Regions from separate parts of the Homo sapiens genome. Here region 2 is linked to region 1. The links are chromatin loops, found by intact Hi-C in ENCODE. Cell type or tissue: psoas muscle. All regions are shown on one strand. Each heading gives the region's core, and the rest is flanking DNA. Links, peaks and the distances in the headings are about the cores only.

Evidence for each region. A loop is a pair of places that touch in the nucleus more often than their neighbours do. Peaks named below come from ENCODE experiments on the same cell type or tissue, not always from the same donor. Only the 100,000 strongest peaks of a DNase experiment are listed, where the experiment ranks them.
Region 2: it touches region 1 in a loop (4-fold over the local background); 66 of 110 quality-filtered maps call a loop at or near these places.

The regions. Positions count from the first base shown.
Region 1 is chr3:158,525,454-158,530,841 of GRCh38, forward strand. All of the region lies in intron 7 of RSRC1 (arginine and serine rich coiled-coil 1), which reads left to right. UC.134 (long non-coding RNA uc.134) reads left to right here and starts at 1,255. Exons shown (of 1, transcript NR_148407.1): 1 at 1,255-3,121. In psoas muscle, for the core only: no CTCF peak of the experiment used is centred there; no DNase peak of the experiment used is centred there.
Region 2 is chr3:157,609,547-157,614,934 of GRCh38, forward strand. No RefSeq gene overlaps it. Among named protein-coding and RNA genes, the nearest start is that of VEPH1, 110 kb to the left of the region's middle. In psoas muscle, for the core only: no CTCF peak of the experiment used is centred there; no DNase peak of the experiment used is centred there.

The DNA of each region.
Region 1 (5,388 bases), core at 115-5,114:
AACATAAAATGGTATAACCACTTTGGAAATCAGTTTGGCAGTGTCTTACAAAGTTAAACATATGTCTACCATACAACCCAACTATTTCAGTACTAGGGCAGTATTTACTATCCAAGAGAAATAAAAACATGTTCACACAAAGAGTTGTACATGAATGTTATAGCAACCTTATTCTCAAAAGCCAGAACCTGGAAACAACCCAAATGTTCATCTGCAGGTGAATAGATTTTAAAAATTGCAGATATTCATATAATAGAATTCTACTAGCATTACCACAGATGTACCCAACAACATGGATTTATCTCAGAAACGTTATGCTGAGTGAAAGACATCAGATATAAAAGAGTATGCAATTTATATGGAAGTCTAGAAAATGCAGACTAATCTAAAGTGGCAGGAAGCAGATCTGTGGTTGTCTGGGGGTCAGGGTAGAGATAGAAATTGACTACAGAGAGACACAAGAAAATTCTTGGTAACAATGGACATGTTCTATATATTGATTGTTGTAGTGGTAACACAGAATTAACATGTACCAAAACTCACCAAATTGTATGCTTTGATAGGCACAGTTATAGATAAATTATACTTCAGTAAAGCTAATATTGTAAGTGCAATTTGAAGTATTTGGTGGTTTCTTTAAACCTTATGATTTTATATGATGCACTTCATTATTGATATAGCAAAATACTCTGCTTTTAGAAAAGAGAAATTAACATCATCTCACATCTTCTACCATCCTCCCTACCCCACCTCTGTTTAAAGGATCAAAGTTGTACATAAAATTGATAAAATAAGCACGTAAAATCATAACTATTAATCATGTAAGGTTATCAAAGATTGAAAGGCTACAGAGCAGCCTAGTGCAATGGGAAGCGTAGAGGATGTTTGAAGTACTAAGACTTGGTTTCATATCCAAAATCTAGCTCTAATAGTATATCTTAAACTTAGAAATGAGTATATTACGTATTACCAAAAATTAGGATCAAGTGAAACATGCTAAGGCACTTGCAAACACAACAAATCCCTGTTCCTACCCACTGTATAGTCAGATCTTAACTGCTTGCAGATAAAAGTTCTAAATAAGAATTAGTTTGATTTGCCAATGAACTCTGAGAGAGCAACTGGAAATCTCAACCAGAAATCTCCAACACCTAGCCTAGCACCTGGCATAAATACATGTTAACTAAATTAATTTCCTATTTCTGAACCCCAGTGTTTTTATTGGCTCTGTTCAGAGAAATTAAGGCACATGGGGCCATAGACTATTTTCTCTAAGCTTATGAGCCGAAACATAATATGCTTACAAGAAGAGACATTAGAACTCATAACTTTATACTGACTAATGTTCAAATACAATTATGTTAGGTATCCATTTGCTTCTGACATCACAAAAGAACAGATCACAAAAGACTTGGACTTAAGCTGTCTGCTTTTCCTTGCATAATAAGTCCCCTGGTTCAGGGAATCCAGTCATTATAGAATTTAGCCTAACTGCTTCTAATCCATGTAGGACTTTTTATTAAAGATGAAAACTAGTAAAGAATTAACCATGAGAGGAAATAAAAGATTAATTCAAGTCAGTCATCACCGTATCTATATCTTAAGAAGTTAATAGTTCAAAATCTTTTTTTTTTTTTTTTTTTTTTTACTGGTAGAAGACTTCTGAATATACTCGCCGCTTCTGAATATACTCCCAGCCCCATGGTGTTAGGGGTAGGTTGCAACTATGTAACTCCAAGCTGACTGGGCTGGCACCAACATCATCAGCACTGCTAACATCTTCCAGCAAGTTTTAGTTCATTAATCTTAATGCCATACATGTACCCTTTCTCTAGCTAGTGGGTGGCCAGACATAAAAACTTGCAAACAGAGGCAAAGACATTAATGGGATGATGCAAGAAGAGAGTTGGAGATTTTTTTTTAAATCTCCTTTGCACATAGGAGTGACCCTAATCAATGCTTTTTGGTGAATATAAGCAGAATACATCTTGTTGCCTTCTCTAGAATAGAGAACTAAGTAGATATGTTGCCTCTGGGTTCAATATTTATTTCTGGAAACTCTTTTCATTTTACTACCATCCTCTAATAAACCAATACATCCACTTTGTAAAATATAAGACTCTGGAGTTATTATATGTGCTTATAAAAACACACCTTTAGATAAGTGGTTTTTCCAATCTTCTGATACTCCTCATTTCCTTCTCATTGATTTTCAAGTTTCAACACAATTTTTTAAAAATAAGGATTTAAACATGAGACAGTAAACCTGGGTAAAGAACTAAGGGGTTTTGAAATTCAAAGTTATTATTTCTGTTTTTAGTAGCTGTTCCACCCTTGCAAATATGTATAATAATTAGCCACAATTAATATTCCTCTTTTCCCTAATTCATTATAAAAAGTATAACTTCTATACAATAATGCATTACATTTTTATCATGAGAAATCATAACAATATCTTTATATTTGAACCTGAACTTCAATATGAATTTGTGAGATTTTTTATATTAATGTGTGTATTTTGTAATGTATGTGGTATGTGTATATATATGTTTATTTTAGACACATTTGACTACATTTATATATTCATAGAGATTTACATAGAGGCATTAAAAAAACAGGCATAGTCAGTCATGGATGTTCATTATATATAAAGGTTATTGGGGATGCAAAGATATAAAAGATAGAAGAACCTAGTAATTGCCTTTAAGATCAGAGCACAAAGCATTAGTTTGGATTTTACAAGGCCAGCCAGCAACAAAAGAGCAGTAATTTATGAGCTCAGCGTAAAAGAATAGCATAATTGCATTAAAAATTAATGCTAATGAACACTAAAATGGGGAAGGTGGTTATGATGAAAGTTTGTATTCATCTTTCCTGGTTTGAATGATGGCTAGTGGCTTGATTAATGGCTTAATTTCTATCAATTAGCGGGGAAAAATCTCCTGCGAGACAAGGGTAAATTGAGCATTGAATTACATATCTTGCTTTTGTGTGCTAAGAAAAAAGAGCTGCGTATCTCTGATATTAGCCACAGTGACAAATGTGGTGTGCCCTGCGATGTCTGCATTAGCTCTCCTGACAGGCGAGTTGTGTGTGGTTATGGGGTGTTTAGAGATGGCTGGCAGACAGCATTCACTGCAAGTTCCTTAGAAACATACAACTCTTCCATCTACAGAATTTTAATTAGAGTCGATAAGGATTCTAGAATTAAAATGGACAGCAAACAGCAACTGCAGAATCTGTATTCTGACCTATTAATCTGGTATACATCAAATTATATTCCTTTTTCCTACCCTATTAAAATAAGAAAACTTCCAGTAGCTTTAGTTTTGTTGGGATTATGAATTCTTACCACTCTATTAAAGTGGATTTGACTATCAATGTTGATTACATTTGCAATAAGCATAAGGCAGTAGTCTATATTTTGGGACTATGTAGTGGTTGTTGGTTTAACCAAATTCATGGAAACCATTCTTGTTTTTTGTAACAATTGCTGAACAGTAAATAAAGAGCAGCTTAAAGTGACAATTTCCTACTTAGGTTGTTTGCAGGCTTAAGGGAAAAAAATGCTAGGTTTTTAGAAACTTTTTAAATTCATTTACAAAGGTTTTCTAGATGTGATATATATATATATCCCTTTAAAAATTTCAAATGTGAAAGATTCTGAAAATGCACATCTGTAATCTAGTTCAAGATAATGCCAGAAGAGTAAGATATTATATAAAATATATATATTTTATGTATATATGTATGTGTGTGTGTATATATATATATATATATATCCTACAAATAAAGCTACACTGTATTTTACTGAATGAGTAAGCATTAAAATGCAGAATAAGGACAATATCAAGAATATTTATTACTTATTATAAATGGATGGAGTGGGGAAAAAATAAATTGTTGCTTGGCAGGAGTGGGTAAAGAATTCATTTGACTGGAAGATGACTAGTCACAATTCAGGGGTTGAATCCCAGTTGTACCACCAACTAGCCATGTGGCTGTCACCAAGTTATTTATTAGCCTCAGTTTCTCATCTTTACAATGAGGGTAACAGTATTATTCCTCATGGTCATGATATTTAAATGAGGTAATCCATGTGAAGTGCTCAGCGCAGAGTGCCTTAAATTTCTATTGCTGTTACTATTACTTACTTCTGCTACCAGAACAGCTCATCTGGCCTTCTAAACAATGACTTAAATGAAAAATTCATTTCTATGACTTTCCCCACTGGAAAGGTATTACATATATCGATGATGAAAACAAAAATTTCCGTGGACATATATACACCAGAACAAAATATGTTTGCTTTAAAACATGGTTTCTACCGCCTAACTGTCATTTTGGGTAGTTTGTGTTATAAGACATCCATTAGGAAGTGACAAGATCTCCCATCTCTTTAGTCACTGAAGCCTGGGTAACCATATGTCAGCAAAATACCACTTTCCTATTCAACCCAGAGCATTCAGTGAATCATGGTAGACTCCAGTGCCTTGGTGGGTGGTAAAATTCAGCTGGGCCTTTTGTGCCTTCTCATAGATGTGCACAGGCCTGTCCTCCACTGCTTCCACTCCTTCTCTCCTCCTCCTATCATTTCCACATCCTGGCACACCACAGGTTTACCAGAAGATGTATGAGCTAAAGCCATTTTCTACTTGCCTGAACTCAAGAATATTGCCAGCTTATTATAAACCATACTGTCAGAAATATACAGATTTATATAAGAATTGTTTAGCCAACTTCCGTGTCTTTAGTACTGTTACTAAATTAGCACTTTTGTTTATGCTGTGCTTCCTGTATCTGCTACCATTTCTTAAGTGCTTTTAATGCTTCCCTATCGCTGTGTGGAGCACAGGTTATCATCTCCCAGATTTTTGTGGCTTGCTTTTTCACATCATTTTTGCCTTCTGAAATACCACCATGTCAGAGAGTTCTTCTCTGGTTACCCCATCTGAAATAGTTTCCTTTCCTCCTTTCTAGCCCTCTAGCCTGCTCTATTTTCCTTGATATTATATTATTTACTTGTTTATTATTTGTCTCCCTCATTAAAACATAAGCTCATGAAGGAAGAAACTCTCATTCATTTCCAAGTCCTACTATGTGGAACAATGCCTGGTACATTGAATGTGCTCACTTATTTGAAAAGAGAGGGATGGAGGGAGGGAGGGAAGATGTGGGGGGGAAATCTCTCAACCACCCTATGATGTTTAGGCTATTACTATCTCCATGCCATAGATGAGAAAATGGAGACCAACACTCTTGAACCACTTGCCCAAAGCCACACAGCTGGTACATAGCAGAGACAGGGTTTAACCCAGATAGCCCAAACCCAGAGCCCTTAAAACTCACCACTGAGGGTGCAGCGCACCAGCATGGCACGTGTATACA
Region 2 (5,388 bases), core at 116-5,115, 920 kb before region 1:
TAAATGAATAGTAGGAGGGACACAGCCAGGGCCTGAATCTACTCCAGGTTGGAGATGCTTATGCCATTCAGTGGCTCTGATGACACTGCCTTGAGGACATCTGGGCTCAAGGATAGCAAGGCTTAGACAGGGGTTGGCTGAGCAGAAGGAGGACAAGTAGCCACCGTCAGATCTGGCCCAGGCCTCAGACTCTGAAGGGGCCAAGGGGTCATTTGAAGGGGGCAGAAACTCACCCTATGCTTAGGGTTGACAGATAAAATACAGGCTGCCCAATTAAATCTGAATTTCAGATGAACAATGAGTGATTTTTAATTATAAGAACAGTGCACGCAATTATATGCTGTTCATCTGAAATTCAGATTTCATTGAGTATTCCATATTTTTATTTGTTAAGTCTGGCAATGCTACCTGTGCCCCCTCTCTGAGTTGGGAGTGGGTGTGGGCAGAGGCCACTCTGGTCTCTGGCATGCCAGAGTTTTTGACACAAAGCAGAGGGTAGAAGGCCGAAGGCAGCCTGAGTACATCTCCTCAGTTAGGTAAGGAGGGGCTGTGGCTGTGCAAAGGGAAGGGAATGAGGCTTCAAATAAGGAAAAATGTTGACCTTTGGAAATAGAGTTGCACAATCTACAAATAGCCTCTGGAGTTCGTGGTGTTGCTAATGGTTCTTTTTGGAATTCATATTTAACTGACACTTCTTGGATACCTACCATGTACAACCTTCTTCCTGATCACCGTGTCACTTCATCTTCATGACCGCTCTTGTTTATCCTTGAGGACAATGAAGTCTTTCAGAAGACAGCATTGTCCAAAGTGAACACATGAGCAGTTGAAACCCAATTTCTGGCCCCAAGTCCCAGGATCCTTTCTGTTGTAGCACAGCTGCTTCTAATGAGGGATGTCTGACCCCAAGTCCCATGTCCAACACTGCCATCGCTTGTTTATATCAAGTATAAGGCAGAGGCTTGGCTCAATCAGTATGATTTTTGGTCCATATGCAAATCTGATTTACGGTCAGTTTTTAGCTCACCAATGGATTGCCATCTAGGCCATTCCACAAATACAGAATACACCTGAACTGTATTCCTCATATTAATAAACAACACACATTTCTTTGAAAATATTGTCTCTGTGAGAAAACACACCCTGCATTTGAACTGAGAATGCAGGACCAACTCGCTCCTTGCATGAACCCTGTAAAAATGAAACTTTCTCCTTCCACAAAGTCAATCCAACCACCAATTCTTACAGGAAAGGGCTGAGGCTGTGGGGCCACTCCAGGTAAAGACTCTAGCCGGTGGGCTGGAGGATGAGATGCTTCCTCCTGGAGGTTGATATGATTTGGCTGTGTCCTCACCCAAATCTCATCTTGAATTGTAGTTCCCACAATCCCCATGTGTTGTGGAAGAGACCCAGTGGGAGGTAATTTAATAACGGGGGCGGTTACCCTTATGCTGCTCTTGTGATAGTGAATGCGTTCTCATGAGATTTGATGGTTTTATAAAGGGGGACTTTTCTCCCTTTTGCTCGCCACTTCTCCTTCCTGTCACAATGTGAAGGCTGTGTTTGCTTCCCCTTCTGCCATGATTGTAAGTTTCCTGAGGCCTCCCAAGCCATACTGAACTGTGAGTCAATTAAACCTCTTTCCTTTATAAATTACCCAGTCTTGGATATGTCTTTATTAGCAGCATGAGAACGGAGTAATATAGAGGTGGAGGCCCCAAGCATGAGGGGTTAGGAGGCAGTGGCAGAGGCAGGAGAGTTGGAGTCTCCAGACATGGCGCCTGTGTCATGAGAAGAGCTGGGGAAACCACAGAGAGGAGGAAGTCATCGCTGTGGGCTTTGGTCTTGAAACCTGGAAACTTCAGAGGCAAAAGAGGAAAAAGGAGGGAGGGCTGAGACAGATGAGGGGCTCCCTAGTGGCAGTTGCTCTGGCTAAGAGCAGAGAGACAGACATTTCTAGAAAGAAAAGAGGGGGCCAGTGGCCCTAGGGCAGTCCCCTGCATGTGCAGCAGCCCGACTCTGTGAAGATGTGGGCATGTTGGTTAGGAGAAGCAGCAGCCATTTTTATGGTTCATCCCCACTCTAGTGTTATTCACCTGGAAATTTCCAATGACTCGCTGTACTTCATACTGAGAGTTGTTCCTGAATCCTGGATAAACTGATGAGCTCAAGGAGCCTTGATGTCAAAAAAATTTTGCAACCATTCTTATGACCCTAAACTAAATTCTGAAATTAACCAACCAGTCAATGATGCAGTGCCTAATGGGGACAGGGGCAGCCCTGTGTCAGGTATTGATGAATTCAGAGAGTCACTTTATATCAGAGAAGCATGAGTCATGAGCTCAGCCTTCCAAGAAGGTCTGCGAAGGGGGAGCTCAGGGAGGGTGAATGTAATTATCTAATGCAATGGCAGCCTCAATAAAGGATGGCAGGGGGACGAACAATAAAAGGAAAGTACTGGAGCATCTGATTAGGACCCCAAATATTAAAAACAACAGGGAGGATTCTCAAGAGAGTAGAGACAAAGCTTCCTTCTGGGGCGATATGAAGCAAATAGCCCCTATTCCTCTCTCTCACTCTCTTCTGAAAACTCATGAACCCACCACAAAAGAAGCCTTGCGGAACTTTAAATCCAAAATCAGATTTGCACAAAGGACAGACACTGGCTTAAAGTCATGGGATGAAGGGGCCAGAAATTTGGCTTTGATAAGTTAGGTAAAATATTTATCCTGAAGGAAAAAAATACCACCAGATGTCTTTCCTTCTAGAGAGTAATCCAGGTAAGGCTGGTGACAGCTTCTTATTCCATAATGGCATCCCAGAGGGAAAAAGGAAAATGAAAGGAAGCTCTTTTAATCTTGGCATCATCTCAGATCTGATACTTGGAAAACAGGTTTATTTTAAAAAGCAGATCAGCAGCCCCAAAGGAGCATGCATAACAGGAGCCTCCAGCTTTGTTTGGGGCCCAGCTGTTCTTGGGCAGACTGACATGGCTTCTCTTCTGCCAGTGTCAGGCCAAGAATACGCTCCTTCCCCTCTGGTGCTACAAAGAGCAACAATGCACCCCGAGGGACAGAAGAATCAGCCAACAGGGCAGGAGTCTCTATCTCCCCAGCTATTACTTAGGCCTGTTGAGGGCTCAGAGGGTAGATCCCACTTCCAGTACAGCACAGGCCAGGAAGCTAAAGGCCTGCTGCAAAGTCAGATGGGAAGAACTGCAGGACATTCTCCCCACTGCTTCACCTGTGGGGTCAGGCAGGACCACAGATCTTTGGCAAACAATGTGGGCTGTGGAAGGCCCGTGACTATCTTGTGGAAGGGTGAATTTGAATCACCCTTGCAGAAAGGCAGAAATGAGTTCTTTGCTAGTGAGTGGGCCTAGCTGGCTGCCCAGCAGTGTTCTTGCTTCCGTGGAGGGTGGGCTATATCTGAATGTATGTTTAGACACATACCATGTTCTGAGAAAGTGTGCCTCAGGGACTGTCTACTCCAACATTCCCTACAGATTCTAAGACTGAGCCCTGGTCCCAACATCTTAGAAGGGGCCAGTTAAGGGGCGACAGAAACCTGTTGTCAGTCCCTGAAAAAACTCCACATAGTCATGTAAGTGTAACAAGACAGAGATTTTTTTAAACGGTTTCTTTATTTGATAAAGATGTTCATGATGATCATTGTCCTTGAAAATAAATTTCCAAAGAGTCATGGGGCTTATTTTCTCTGTAGTTTAGCATCAAGCAGAGAGAAAAGGCATCGGACCAATAGCTACCCTCTGGGAGCTGACCTGTGCCACCCAGTTGCCAGGAAACCTGCGCCATCCAGACTCACTTGTGCTGAGGACAGCTCCTGGCACGGTGGCACCCCATCCTCACCATTCATATTTTTCTTTCCCACAGTCCCAAATCTGTTCTAGTTAATCAGTGAGGAAAACAGTTTGGGAATAAAACTAAAATGGACATGACTATGCCTGGCCCTCGCCTTTTCTAAGACTGGAAAAGAGTTTTAGATGGCAAGAGGACCCCATCATTGCGCAGACGAGGAAAGGAAAAGGAGGGAGGTGAGATGGCTCACCCAGTGGCACCGCAGGGGTCAGCAGAGCCTGGGAGCCCAGCACTTCATTCCCAGCTCCATCCAGTGGCCACTGCCATACCACGAGGTGCTGCAGGTTTCTTATTTGATTGTATTGAACAAAAACCAGGGTGGGGGTGAGGAGGTAAACACTGACTGTCACATTTTAGGCCTAGAATCCCTACATTCTATATTAGCAGAAGGAACTAAAACTGTTTCCCAAGTAAAAATTAACCAATACACAGATGTGAATATGGATGATGTCTTAGCCTGTTTTGTGTGCTATGAGTATCGCAGACCAGGTAATTTATAACAGACAGAAATTTACTTCCCACAGTTCTGGAGGTTGGAGGGTCCAAGATCAAGGCACCATCAGGTTTGGTGTCTGGTGGAGGCTGTATCCTTTGGAAGGGGGCTAGCAGAAGACCAAGCAAATGAGCCTGCGTGCAGAGGCACTTTTATAAGGGCCTTGATCCCATTCACCAGGAGAAGCCCTCATGCCCCAATCACTTAAGGCCTCATATCTTTATATTATCACACTGCAACACTTGAATTTTGGAGGGGACACATTCAAATCATAGCCAATATTTTGGCTGTGTTTCCTACCCCCACGCCATTCATGAGCCAAGTTAGAATCATTGAGCTTCTGCCCAACCATTGTGATGGATCCTCTCAAAAGACTCCTGCCTGTAATCCCACCACTTTAGGAGGCCAAACTCGGCAGATGGATCATCTGAGGTCAGGAGATCGAGACCATCCTGGCAAACATGGCGAAACCCCGTCTCTACTAAAAATACAAAAATTAGCTGGCCATGGTGGCAGGTGCTTGTAATCCCAGCTACTTGAGAGGCTGAGGCAGGAGAATCTCTTGAACCTAGGAAGTGGAGGTTGCATTGAGCCGAGATCGTGCCATTGCACTCCAGGCTGGGTGACGACAGCGAAACTCCATCTCAAAACAAACAAACAAACAAACAAACAACAACAAAAAACAAAAAAAACCTCACCTCCCTCTCTCACAGCTCTTGTCTCCTTTTGGGCCTAAGGAAAACACCAGTTCCACAGGAGAGGATGAAGGTAAATGGGAGGTGAGACGGCTCTGGAACTGGCCTCCTATGAAGCCACAGTAGCTTAATTCCCTCACGAAGAGACTTCTTCAGCCAACCACGTCTCAGGCTGCACCCACCAATCACAATCCCAGAAAGAAGAGGCAAGGGAGTCTCTGAGACAGGCTGTCCTCAGACCAGGAGCTGAGGTCAGTGGTGCTCTGCAAACTTTCATCCGAACTTTGTCTCAGCCTTCCTTTTAAGCTCCAGGAAAGACTAG